Linked DNA regions of Mus musculus: regions 2, 3 and 4 are each linked to region 1. A link is a loop called in an ENCODE intact Hi-C map of the cell type or tissue named here. Cell type or tissue: heart. All regions are shown on one strand. Region 1 has its middle 26 kb from the start of Slc28a3. Region 2 overlaps Spata31d1d (spermatogenesis associated 31 subfamily D, member 1D). Region 3 holds the start of 4930528D03Rik (RIKEN cDNA 4930528D03 gene). Region 4 has its middle 20 kb from the start of Tut7.

Region 1 (2,500 bases):
GTAGGTAGGTCATCCCACTACTGAGGGCTAGGACTGAGCAGACCTGAAGCTTCTGGGGCAGGCAGGAGTTCTCAGCCTGTGATGCACACAAGGCAGAGTCAGAGGACAGGCCAGTGAAGACCATCGCTATCACAGGTTAGGCCCCCCTCTTTACAGGTCTAGGTGAGGGTGCTGTACCCATCACTGTCTGGTTGTTTTGGGAGTTTTTGGGCTTGGATTTCTTCATACGCTTTTTACATACCCATGTGCTCATACACTCCCATTTTGTTCCAGTAAATTCATAAGATAGCTCCTTTCTTTTACTTCCAATGAGTTATTTATCACTCTGACTTGTGTGTGTGTACCGCCCACAGATGTATTGTTTATGCAAACAGCAAGGGGCCAGGCCATCCTGCTCCTGAGTTTGCGCTTAAGATGGAACCATACACTGTGCGTACAGTGGAGCCTCACAGCAAGGCACGGGGAAATCTCCAGGGTGAGGACATCCATGTCCTTTGAACAACTGAAGCCACTTCAGTGATGTTTCATCCTGTGGGCAGTGTTCAGGGCTTTTCAAACCCAAGGGCCTTGGGGGCGTTTCAGAACTCAGTCTCAGACCTTGGTTGTGGCCGAGTCTGGTTTGTAGAGAATGCTAAGGTGACACAGAACTCTGAGCCCTTTAAGACTAGGGACAGGAGAGCACGCTGGGGAAAGCCCAGGCATGGGGCTAAAGACCTGATGCAGGCTTTTAGTTAGCATCAGCAGCACGCAGAGCTCTGCAGACAGAGATCAAAGGGATCTCTACCGAGTGCTCTTTCTACCTTCCTCCTCTCCCTCCCTCTTCTACCCCCTCTCTCCCCCTATTCCTTTCCCCTCAGTTTTCTGTGTGTATGTGAAGGTAAATATGGCATGTATTTGTGTGTAGAGGCCAGAGGATAACCTTGGGTCTCATTCCCCAGGAGCCATCCGCCACAGAGTGTCTCAGTGTTCTGGGGCTGAGCATGCAAGACTGGCCCGGCTATTGAGCCCCAAGGAGCTGCCTATCTCTCCCTTCCCAGCGTTGGGATATACACTACCATACCTGGCTTTACAAAATGAAACGAAACAAAACAAAACAAAGCACAAGGGTTTAGGAATGGAATGAGCTATTAATGTTTACAAGTCGAGCACTGAGAATATATGTCTATGAATATAAATAAGAAAGAAGGGAAGGGCTTTGTTTATCCCAACTGATCTTTCAAATTCTTTTTTTTTTTTTTTTTTTTTTTTTTTTGAGACAGGGTTTCTCTTTATAGCTCTGGCTATCTTGGAGCTCACTTTGTAGACCAGGTTGGCCTCGAACTCAGAAATCCGCCTGCCTCTGCCTCCCGAGTGATGGGCGTGCACCACCACGCCCGGCTTTTCAAATTCTATCTTTTCCTGGAGGAGGCAGGTGCCTCCGGAAGGGAAGAAGCCTGACCTGTGATGACTCGAAAAGACCACTTGGTGGCAGTGTTTCACTTTGTTTGACGCAGGGCGCCGGACTCCACTACAGTGAAACCTCTTCTGGGAATGTTTTTGGACCATCCCTCAAGTTTCAATTTATGGATATTAGACAAAGATGCAAAATAAGACCCTGAGTGGAAAATAATGGCTGTAACTGATACCTTCTGGCTCCTGATTGTCTTCTTTCCTCCTTACAGTCAAGAGTCAGAGGGAGAAGCCGGGCTCTTGGGGACTGCATACTATGTGAAAGCCCAGGAGGGAAAAGCAAAATTGTATCAACAGGGCAAGCATGCTCAGAAAGGGCGTGAGGCCCCAGAGCCCAAGCAAGTAACCTGCACTGTGGACAGCTGGGGGGATTAATCATAGCCACCTGAATGAGGCTCTGATCTTTTGCAGGTAGCTCCCCAAGGGCAGTTATGAATACAGTCACAAATAACAAACTTACTTTAAATGTTAATGAGATTTTATTTATTTATTTATTTATTTATTTATTTATTTATTATAACTTGATTGTGTGGTTCTCAAGTGTGAATTTCTCAATGATAATGCTATGTGGTTATGCAGTCTCAGAGACAAGACCAGCCACCCAGCCAGGAGTGGTGGTGCACACTTTTAATTCCAATACTCTGGAGGCAGATGTAGGAGGATCTTTGTGAATACCAGATCAGCCAGAGATACACAGGGAGAAGAACATGTCTCCAAAGGAGAAAAAAAGTGTATATATAAAAAGTATATATCTTTAGGATACATATGTGTGTGTGTATATATATATATTTTTTTCTTTAAATGAATTTTGTGTGCCCCTGAGCCACATTCCCAAGATACACATGATGTATATGCAAACATTCTAAACGCAGAAAGGAAGAAAGAAAGAAAGAAAGAAAGAAAGAAAGAAAGGAAGGAAGGAAGAAAGAAAGGAAGAAAAGCATGCTGGTCCCAAAAACTTCAGATAAAGGTTACTCCACCCTCTGGAGTCTGGGTGGAGATCTCTAAGCTCATGTCTCCCCAGTCCTGGGCAGGATAAAGATGGCTGTGT
Region 2 (2,500 bases), 1.1 Mb after region 1:
TTACCTGTGAGGTCTCTGAAGATTGATCTGACAGACTGCCTGAGTGGCCCTGTAGGTTCTCATGGTCAGATGGCAGGCTGTTGTCTAGAGCAGTCTTGGAGTTACTGCAGATATATTTTTGGATAATCTCTAGAGTCTGTTCGTGTGCTTTTACTGTTTTTCTCTCTACAGAAACAGACTTCTCTTGGGGGCTTCCAGATTGGTTCGACACAGTGTTGGGCCAGGCTTTGTTGTCTTTGTGCTTAAAGCCAGAGAGCCCAGAGCTGCTCTTAGATGCTTCTGAAGGGTCAGGATTTGCCCACAGCTGCGACTTATAGATCCCCTGAGGCAGGCCCCAGCGCTGTAGGATGAGCCTCTTTCGAAGGTGCTGCTCGAACATCTTCTGGAACCCGTCAGCCAGGGGGAAGTCTCTAGGAGGAACGGACCTGGGAGTTTGGAGCTTGGAGGACTTTATGGCCAGGGAGAGCTTTGAAGGAAGGAGGGAAAGTTCTTCCTGAGGTTTTTGGACCACAGAGGGTAAAGCCCACTCCCTCTCCGGGTCTTTCGCCATCATGTTGTACTCTAGGTGGTGGATTTCCGATTGCAATAGAGCTTTTGCCTCCTGGGATCTGCGGAAATACACACCGCAAACCCTAACCTGAGATTGAGAGGACGGTGACGGCCCTGGGAGTGTTTGAAGCTGGGAGTGGGGTGTGGCAAGCTGGATGCTCTGGTACTGAGATTGAGTCAAGGTCTGTGATTGTCTCTCAGGCAAGGGCAGAGGTGAGGGGGGAGCCAGGGCCGGGGAGTCTGTGGTCCTGTTGAACCAGATGCACATGGAAGAGCAGTGAGATGACAGTGTAGTGATACAGCTCATGGACTCGCTGTGGAGATAAGGGAGGCCCCAGAAGTGCTGCATGGGCATGGCCTCTAACTGGCCCCCAGAGCTCTGCACTTGAGCAAGCCCCTGCTGAGGATTGAGCTCGCTGAGTATGACTCTGCTGCCCCCTAGGGGAAAGGAGGCTCCTAGGTTCTGCTCAGCAGTTGGTTCTGCTTCTCCTTCCCTGTCCTTCAGTGTAAGAACGTCAGCCTGGCTTTCCTCTTGTCTCTCAAGTATTTTCAGGACTTTCTGGGGCACTGTGAAATGGGGTGAGGCTTGTCCCCGCCAAAAATCTTCAGAAGAGCAGTGGTTGGGTATCTCTTGGTTAACTAAGCATTTTAACTGGGATGGGGAGGAGCTCTGAGCACCAGGCTGCTGCTGGTAGGACACTGGCAAGGCATCACAAGTTGTTGTTGCATGGAGAAACTGGTCACCATGGCTGCCAGCCAAGGAGAGAATGTCTTCCGGTCTTAAAGGCCCTTCTGTTTGCTGAGCTGCAGGATGTGCCACGGAAGGAGACTTGGGAAGTGGGTGAGGTAGGAGGTGATCCAGTGGGAAACCAGTGCTTGTGAGAGTGGGCTCTGGTGGCAGAGAGTCACCCTGTGGTGTGCCCAAAAGGGTGTCTTCCAAGGGGGTGAACGTGCTAGTTGAGAGAATGGAGGGAGGAGGGGGAGAAGGTGCAACTGAAAAAGATGAGAGCTGATATCCCGAAGGGCTTGGGGAGAGGGAAGAAGAGAGAGTGAATGAGGCCTCAGTCACAGAAGCTGTGGAGGCCATGGAAGCCATACTGGATGCAGAGGCAGAGCAGTCTTCTAGGCTGGCCCATGAGAGCAGTCGCCTGACCTTCACTGTGGCTCCATTGCACACATCACAACGGGGATCCTGACAAAGCGCTTGCCGGAAGTAGAAGGGGTCGTAGAGCTGCCCACAGGGGCTGAAGAACACACAAAGTTCAGATCTGTAGTCAGGACCTGGGTTCCAGTTAGCTTTACCTGTCAACTTGACATAACCTAGGCTTTACCTGAGAGAAGAGACTCTGTGGAGGGATTGCCTAGATAAGACAGGCCTGCGGGAAGGTTGTCTTGGCTGTTTGAAGGCCCGGCCCATCCCTAGGCAGATGGTGCTGCCGTGTTTAAGAAAACTAGTTGACTATGAACCTACCTCCACTTGAGCTAGCAAGCAGTACTCCCCACAGTGCTTGGATGTGAAGTAGGTTGCTCACATCCTTGCTTGGAGGCAATGATGTGTACAGTAGCAGTCAGGTCTGCCTTCAAGTTCCTGCCTTGACTTCCCTCAACAAGTGAGCATGGTCTGGATGTGTAGGCTGAAGGAAACCTTTGTTCCTTAAAGTCCCTTTTGGTTAGGGTGTTTTATCACACCGACAGATTCAAAACTAGGACAACCAGCACGCATAAAAAAGAAGGTCTACCAGCCCATTTGGGGTGCGGATACCCGAAGCTTTTGTGCTTATTCCTCTTGCTCTGTCCTTGGCCACCAGGGAGGCTGCAGTCTCACCCCATACCCCCAGTTTATACACTTATTCCTTTGCTCCTTTAGCTATCCCTTCCCATGACAAGAGTAGGCTATGCTAAGTCCCCGGGACACATTGACCTTGGGGTGGGGTTTTGGGGGGACAGGCGG
Region 3 (2,500 bases), 1.1 Mb after region 1:
AAGGCTTCTGGGAAGACTAGGCTAACAAGTGGAATGGCAGAGTAGGCTAGCAGTGTATGTTGATGATGGGGTACTCTGAGTGGAAGAGGGCGAACTGGGGAGTATGACAGCCTGGAAGACTAGGATGTGGCTGGTGGTCAGGTGGCCGAAAAAGATGTCATAGGTCTAGGTCTAGGGACAGAGCAGGATAGCATACTAGAGGGCCACAGACTAGGGTGAGATGGGCGTGTGACAATACGGGGGGGGGGGCAGGACATGGCCTGATACACTGACCAGTGTGATTTTTGAACTGGCTTTCCTAGAAGGTAGGATGAGTAGGAGCAGGTGAGGTGAGGTTTGGTGTGTGTTTGGTGTGCACAGCAGGTATAGAGGACTTGGCACACTGGGAAGACTGGGGTGAACAGGGGAACAAGCAAGGGCCACCATGTGTCATCACTATAGTGTGTCAGGGAACAAGGAAGGCTGTGGAGACAGGCGGATGCAGATATGGTGAGAACAGAAATGACTGTTGAAGGCTAGGAGGTAGGTTATAAGAACAGGTGTCACAGCTAGAGGGGGTGACACCACTGAGAGCCTGGAGTAAGTCAGGACATTCTACAGAGTAGGGATTGGAGTGAGTGGTGGCACCAGGCACTATTGTGACACTAGAGATGGGAATGCTGGTGGGTCATGTGACTTCATAATTGGGATTTGGGCAAGAGCTCCATGAGAGGAAAAGGGGTCCAACTGCTTGGCATCAGACTAGGGTGACTTGTGGAAGTTGGTTGACTGGCAGCTCGGAAGGTAGGAAGCTAGGCGGAGATGGGGAGCAGTAGGAGCTGGGCTGGGTGGGACGGGAAGTGTGAGACATTGAGTACTGTGGGGTCAGGTATAGAACAGGTTGGGTACTCTAGTGTGATGTAGTGGAGCAAACATTAGTGTCTTGGTTAGGTTTTCCATTGCTGTGAACAGACACCATGACACAAGACAACTTTTACAAATGACGGCGTTTAATGGGGGCTGGCTTACAGTTTCAGAGCTTCAGTCCATTATCATCATGGTGGAAAGCATGGCAGCATCCAGGCAGGCATGGCACTGGAGAAGTGGAGAGTCCTACATCCTGATATGAAGGCAGCCAGGAGAAGACTAATGGTCTGAAAGCCCACCCACCCCTGCAGTGACACACTTCCTCCAACTAGGCCATGCCTCCTAAGAGTGTCACTCCCTATGGGCCAAGCATATTCAAGCTACCATAACTAGGGTGTGGGGTGGGTGTGGGTGCGGGATGTTCTGAATGGCTCGTGGGATGTCCTTCCCACTGATGGGATCATGTGAGTGTGTGTTGTGTCTGACCAGTAGATCACAACCTGGGTTCTAGCCTGGAAAGGCATTTTGGAAACCTGGAAGAGAAGAGGGGCTGGGCTGCGCGAGATAAGGAAGGAACCAAGACAAAGCTCTCTGCTCAAGGTTCAATTTTTACTATTTCGGCACTCAGTTATAAAGGAAGTGGGAGGGGCCCAATTCCCGCCAAATAATCTTGGAGTCCAGTAGCAGGGTGATCACGTGATGGCTTCGGAACAGCAAAGCTGCAGGTTCCAGCAGTGGGCGTGGCAGAACGATTGAGCTGGCAAGCTCCACCCCTGAGCAAGCAGGTTTCAGACTGGGGGAGGGGAGACTACAAGTGTGGGCACTGGGCAGACTCACTTATCAGAAACATCAAGGACAGACTGCAATTGGTAAGGTGCATCAGGGTGACAGAAGGACAGTGTGCAACTTTGGACTACAAGGATTTGGGTTACAGTGTTTCAAAGTCTTACATTGAGACTCTTGATGCATTTGCAGCTTCCTGGTGTGTGGGGTGAGAAGATGGGGATCTAGTTTAACGTTCTACATGTAGACACACTCTGTCTGTTGAAGATGCTATCATCGTCCTAGTGAGTATTTCTTAGGCCTGGTGGGTATTGGGGGTTAGATCCAGGCTCTTGTGCCTGTGCTGCAAGCACTTTAACCAACTAACTAGCCCACCTCCCAGCTCCTGGATCTTAGATTAGTATATTAGATCCCTGTTTGACATACTGAGTCCTAAGTTGGGGCAGTGATTCCCTCCAACGACTAAGATTACACCTTTTAAAAGAAAGAGCTCTTTTTTTTTTTTTTGTAGGGTTTGGAGATGTGTGTGCATGTATTTGTGGGTAGATGTATGTGCACACCTGTGTTCAGATGTATGTGCATGTGTGTGCATGTATGTGGTGGGATCAGAGGTTACTATCTTTTGTCTTCTATTTTAAAAACTGAGTGTGTTATTTAATATTTATGCGTGTATATGATGCTTGCATCATTTCTTTCACCTCCAGTTCCTTCCCAATCCTCTCTCCCAACTCCTCCCACAACTCCTCCCACAACTCCTCCCACAACCCCCCCCCCCCCAGAAAGGGATTGTCCTTTCTCTGCCAGCCATCAGCTCTCAGTCGCTCCTCAGAAGGGATGAGGGTTCATAAGCCACTCCCCATCATGCTGGGTC
Region 4 (2,500 bases), 1.2 Mb after region 1:
CAACCCCAAGAGACAAAGCAAGGTGTCCTCTCTTTAAGGTCCCTTCTGGGGAGGAAGGGAGAATGGAAGTCTTGCATCCCGAGGAAATGGAAACTTAGTTAGTGTGTGACCTGTGTGCTCTGAGGTATAAATCATACCATGTGTCAGGGGTCACACAGATAGGGAAGTAAGGCTGGATAATTAATATGTGACTGGAGTCAGACTACCTTGAACCCCAGCGTGGATGGGGGTGGGATGTTCTTACCTTCCTAGGGCGTGGTTCCCTGGATGGCCCACGCTTTCTCAGACTTACCTTAGTTAGGGTGGTCAGGGTGTTATTGAGCTCGGAGGGGGATGTGAGCGCCCGTCTCGCCAGCAAGAACGACGCCACAATAGGATCCTTCTGCACACGTTTATTGGGAGAGCATTGATTGCATAAGCGAAAGACCCTGAGCCCAGAAATGGTGCTGCTTATATAGGCCTAGGAGTGACGTGTCCATACCTGATTGGTTATGCTACCAGTACCTCATTAATATGTGTCGGGCCAGGCAGTGACTCGGCAAAAACCTCTTATGCACATGCGCACATTGGTTGTTTACCCATAATCATGGGCAGTGGCCAGTGGTAGCCAGCGCCACTCTGCAACGGCACATGTGGCTTCCCCCAGGGGGAGGGGTAACAACCTGTGCCCCAAACCACATTTAGCCACCCAGTTCCAGTAAGTCAGTTAAAAAGAGTCACATTGTTAGAGTTAATAACCAAAAGCAGAATAAGGGTTGTCATTAAGTGTGGCCATATTGGAAAGAGGGACAAAGGTCCAGCAGATTCCTCAAGCCCGTCCTCAGGGTGCAGAAGTGAGATCAAAGTTTAAATAAAGGGCAGAGGATGTGTGCACTTAAGCAGTGTCAATCAAAGTGAGGTCCCGCCCACCACTGACTCGGAGCCCGGGCTTCAGTCTCCTGAGGTAGTTTGACAAGATGTTAGAACTGTGTGAATTCTCTTCTGGGAGTCAAGTGAGGTGTGTCTCTTTCCCTGCGTGGGGCTCCAGAGAAATTCCCACTGCTTTGGGCTCCATTGTTTCAGTAGTCTGACAGACCGAGAGACAAGTGTTCTTTGGAATGTCTTCATTTCCTCCGGTTACAGTGACATCGGCTATATCCAAGGAAGTCCACTGTGGGCCCAGGGTGTGTCTGGGGAAGGTTTGAGGCAGAGGACATGTGCCTGATGTGTCAGATGAGCTAGCAGCCCATGCGACCTGACACAGTGAGCCAGGTGGGGATGGGGTGGAAAGCTACCACGACCAGATCCCAGTTTGTTACTATGTGAGAGCATGTGAGAACAGGAAACAAACTATCCATGCCCAGGACCTGCCCTCAAACTTCTTTGTTCAGAGAACTAATTAATAATTCCTCAAAAAGTTAAATATGGAACAATCATATGGCCTAATAACTCCGTTTTTGATCTAAATCCCCAAAATGCAGGAGGCAGAATCCCCAAAGGAGCATTTGCATGTGTTCATAGTAGCAGTACTTATAGCAACCACGAGGTGGCAGCAAATCATGCCAATTGGCAAACCATGTTACTTAGTATCCAGGGTTGGGTTCCTGCGGTTTAAGAAGGAACAGGACCGTGGTCAATTTGACTATATCAGGAATGAACTACAATACGGAAATGGAGGGCACACCTGTGATCCGGATCTTGAAGCAGAAAGACAACATGCCTTTAATCTGCATCTTGAGGCTGAGGACAGGGGTTTTTCATCCAGCGCTTGAGGTGGGATGACACAGCCTTTACTTCAGATCTTGAGGCACACAATCCAGGCCATACCTTCTGCTGGAGACCTACATAAGGACAATGGAAGAAGGAAGGAAGGTACGGATCTGGAATAGGCATCTAAAGGTTTCTAAGTGTGCTCTTGAAGAGAATCTCCTTGCCAGTAGCCCTAGAGCTCAAGTTGTGGAAGATCAAACAGAAGCCCTCAAAAAGATGGCTGAATTACTACAAAAATCAAGTCTGAGCCTCAGAGGGTGTCAGCAGCAGTTAAAGTAAGGTCATTAATTGGCAAAGACTGGGATCCTATAACTTGGAATGGGAATGTGTGGAAGGACCCTATTGAAGCTGAGAACTTTGAACTCTCAGATCCTCAAGGGTCTACCTCACCTGAGGATGCAATACTTTCAGTCCCACCCCTTGAAATATTGCCCTTTTCACCTGAGGAAATTAATCCTTTATTATTAGATAAACCAGCAGTGACTTTCTCTGAAGAGAATGCCAGGCAAGACAATATTGATGTTCCTCAAGGCTCACCAATCATTGCCTCTAGACCTATAGACTAGACTATAGACTATAGACTCAAGGTAAGGCAGGCCCCTAGAGGGGAGGTAGAAAGTGTAGTCCATGAGGAAATGTGTTACACTCCTAAAGAGCTTAATGAGTTTGCTAATCCATTTAAGCAGAAGTCTGGGGAATATGTGTGGGAATAGATTTTAAGGGTGTGGGATAGTGGTGGAAGGAACATAAA

Evidence for each region. A loop is a pair of places that touch in the nucleus more often than their neighbours do. Peaks named below come from ENCODE experiments on the same cell type or tissue, not always from the same donor. Only the 100,000 strongest peaks of a DNase experiment are listed, where the experiment ranks them.
Region 2: it touches region 1 in a loop (5-fold over the local background); 9 of 42 quality-filtered maps call a loop at or near these places.
Region 3: it touches region 1 in a loop (4-fold over the local background); 9 of 42 quality-filtered maps call a loop at or near these places.
Region 4: it touches region 1 in a loop (11-fold over the local background); 15 of 42 quality-filtered maps call a loop at or near these places.

What each region holds. Positions count from the first base shown.
Region 1 is chr13:58,636,076-58,638,575 of GRCm38, forward strand. No RefSeq gene overlaps it. Among named protein-coding and RNA genes, the nearest start is that of Slc28a3, 26 kb to the left of the region's middle. In heart, a CTCF peak has its summit at 1,460 (motif pointing right); no DNase peak of the experiment used is centred here; H3K27me3 peaks cover 999 bases.
Region 2 is chr13:59,727,625-59,730,124 of GRCm38, forward strand. It overlaps Spata31d1d (spermatogenesis associated 31 subfamily D, member 1D), which reads right to left. Exons shown (of 4, transcript NM_177711.3): 4 at 1-1,793. Among named protein-coding and RNA genes, the nearest start is that of Spata31d1d, 2.9 kb to the right of the region's middle. In heart, no CTCF peak of the experiment used is centred here; a DNase peak (open chromatin) is centred at 977; H3K27ac peaks cover 1,106 bases.
Region 3 is chr13:59,732,926-59,735,425 of GRCm38, forward strand. 4930528D03Rik (RIKEN cDNA 4930528D03 gene) reads left to right here and starts at 725. Exons shown (of 3, transcript NR_045977.1): 1 at 725-783; 2 at 1,011-1,913. In heart, no CTCF peak of the experiment used is centred here; a DNase peak (open chromatin) is centred at 1,496.
Region 4 is chr13:59,841,468-59,843,967 of GRCm38, forward strand. No RefSeq gene overlaps it. Among named protein-coding and RNA genes, the nearest start is that of Tut7, 20 kb to the left of the region's middle. In heart, a CTCF peak has its summit at 1,521 (motif pointing right); DNase peaks (open chromatin) are centred at 494, 924, 1,064 and 1,544; H3K4me3 peaks cover 414 bases; H3K27ac peaks cover 582 bases.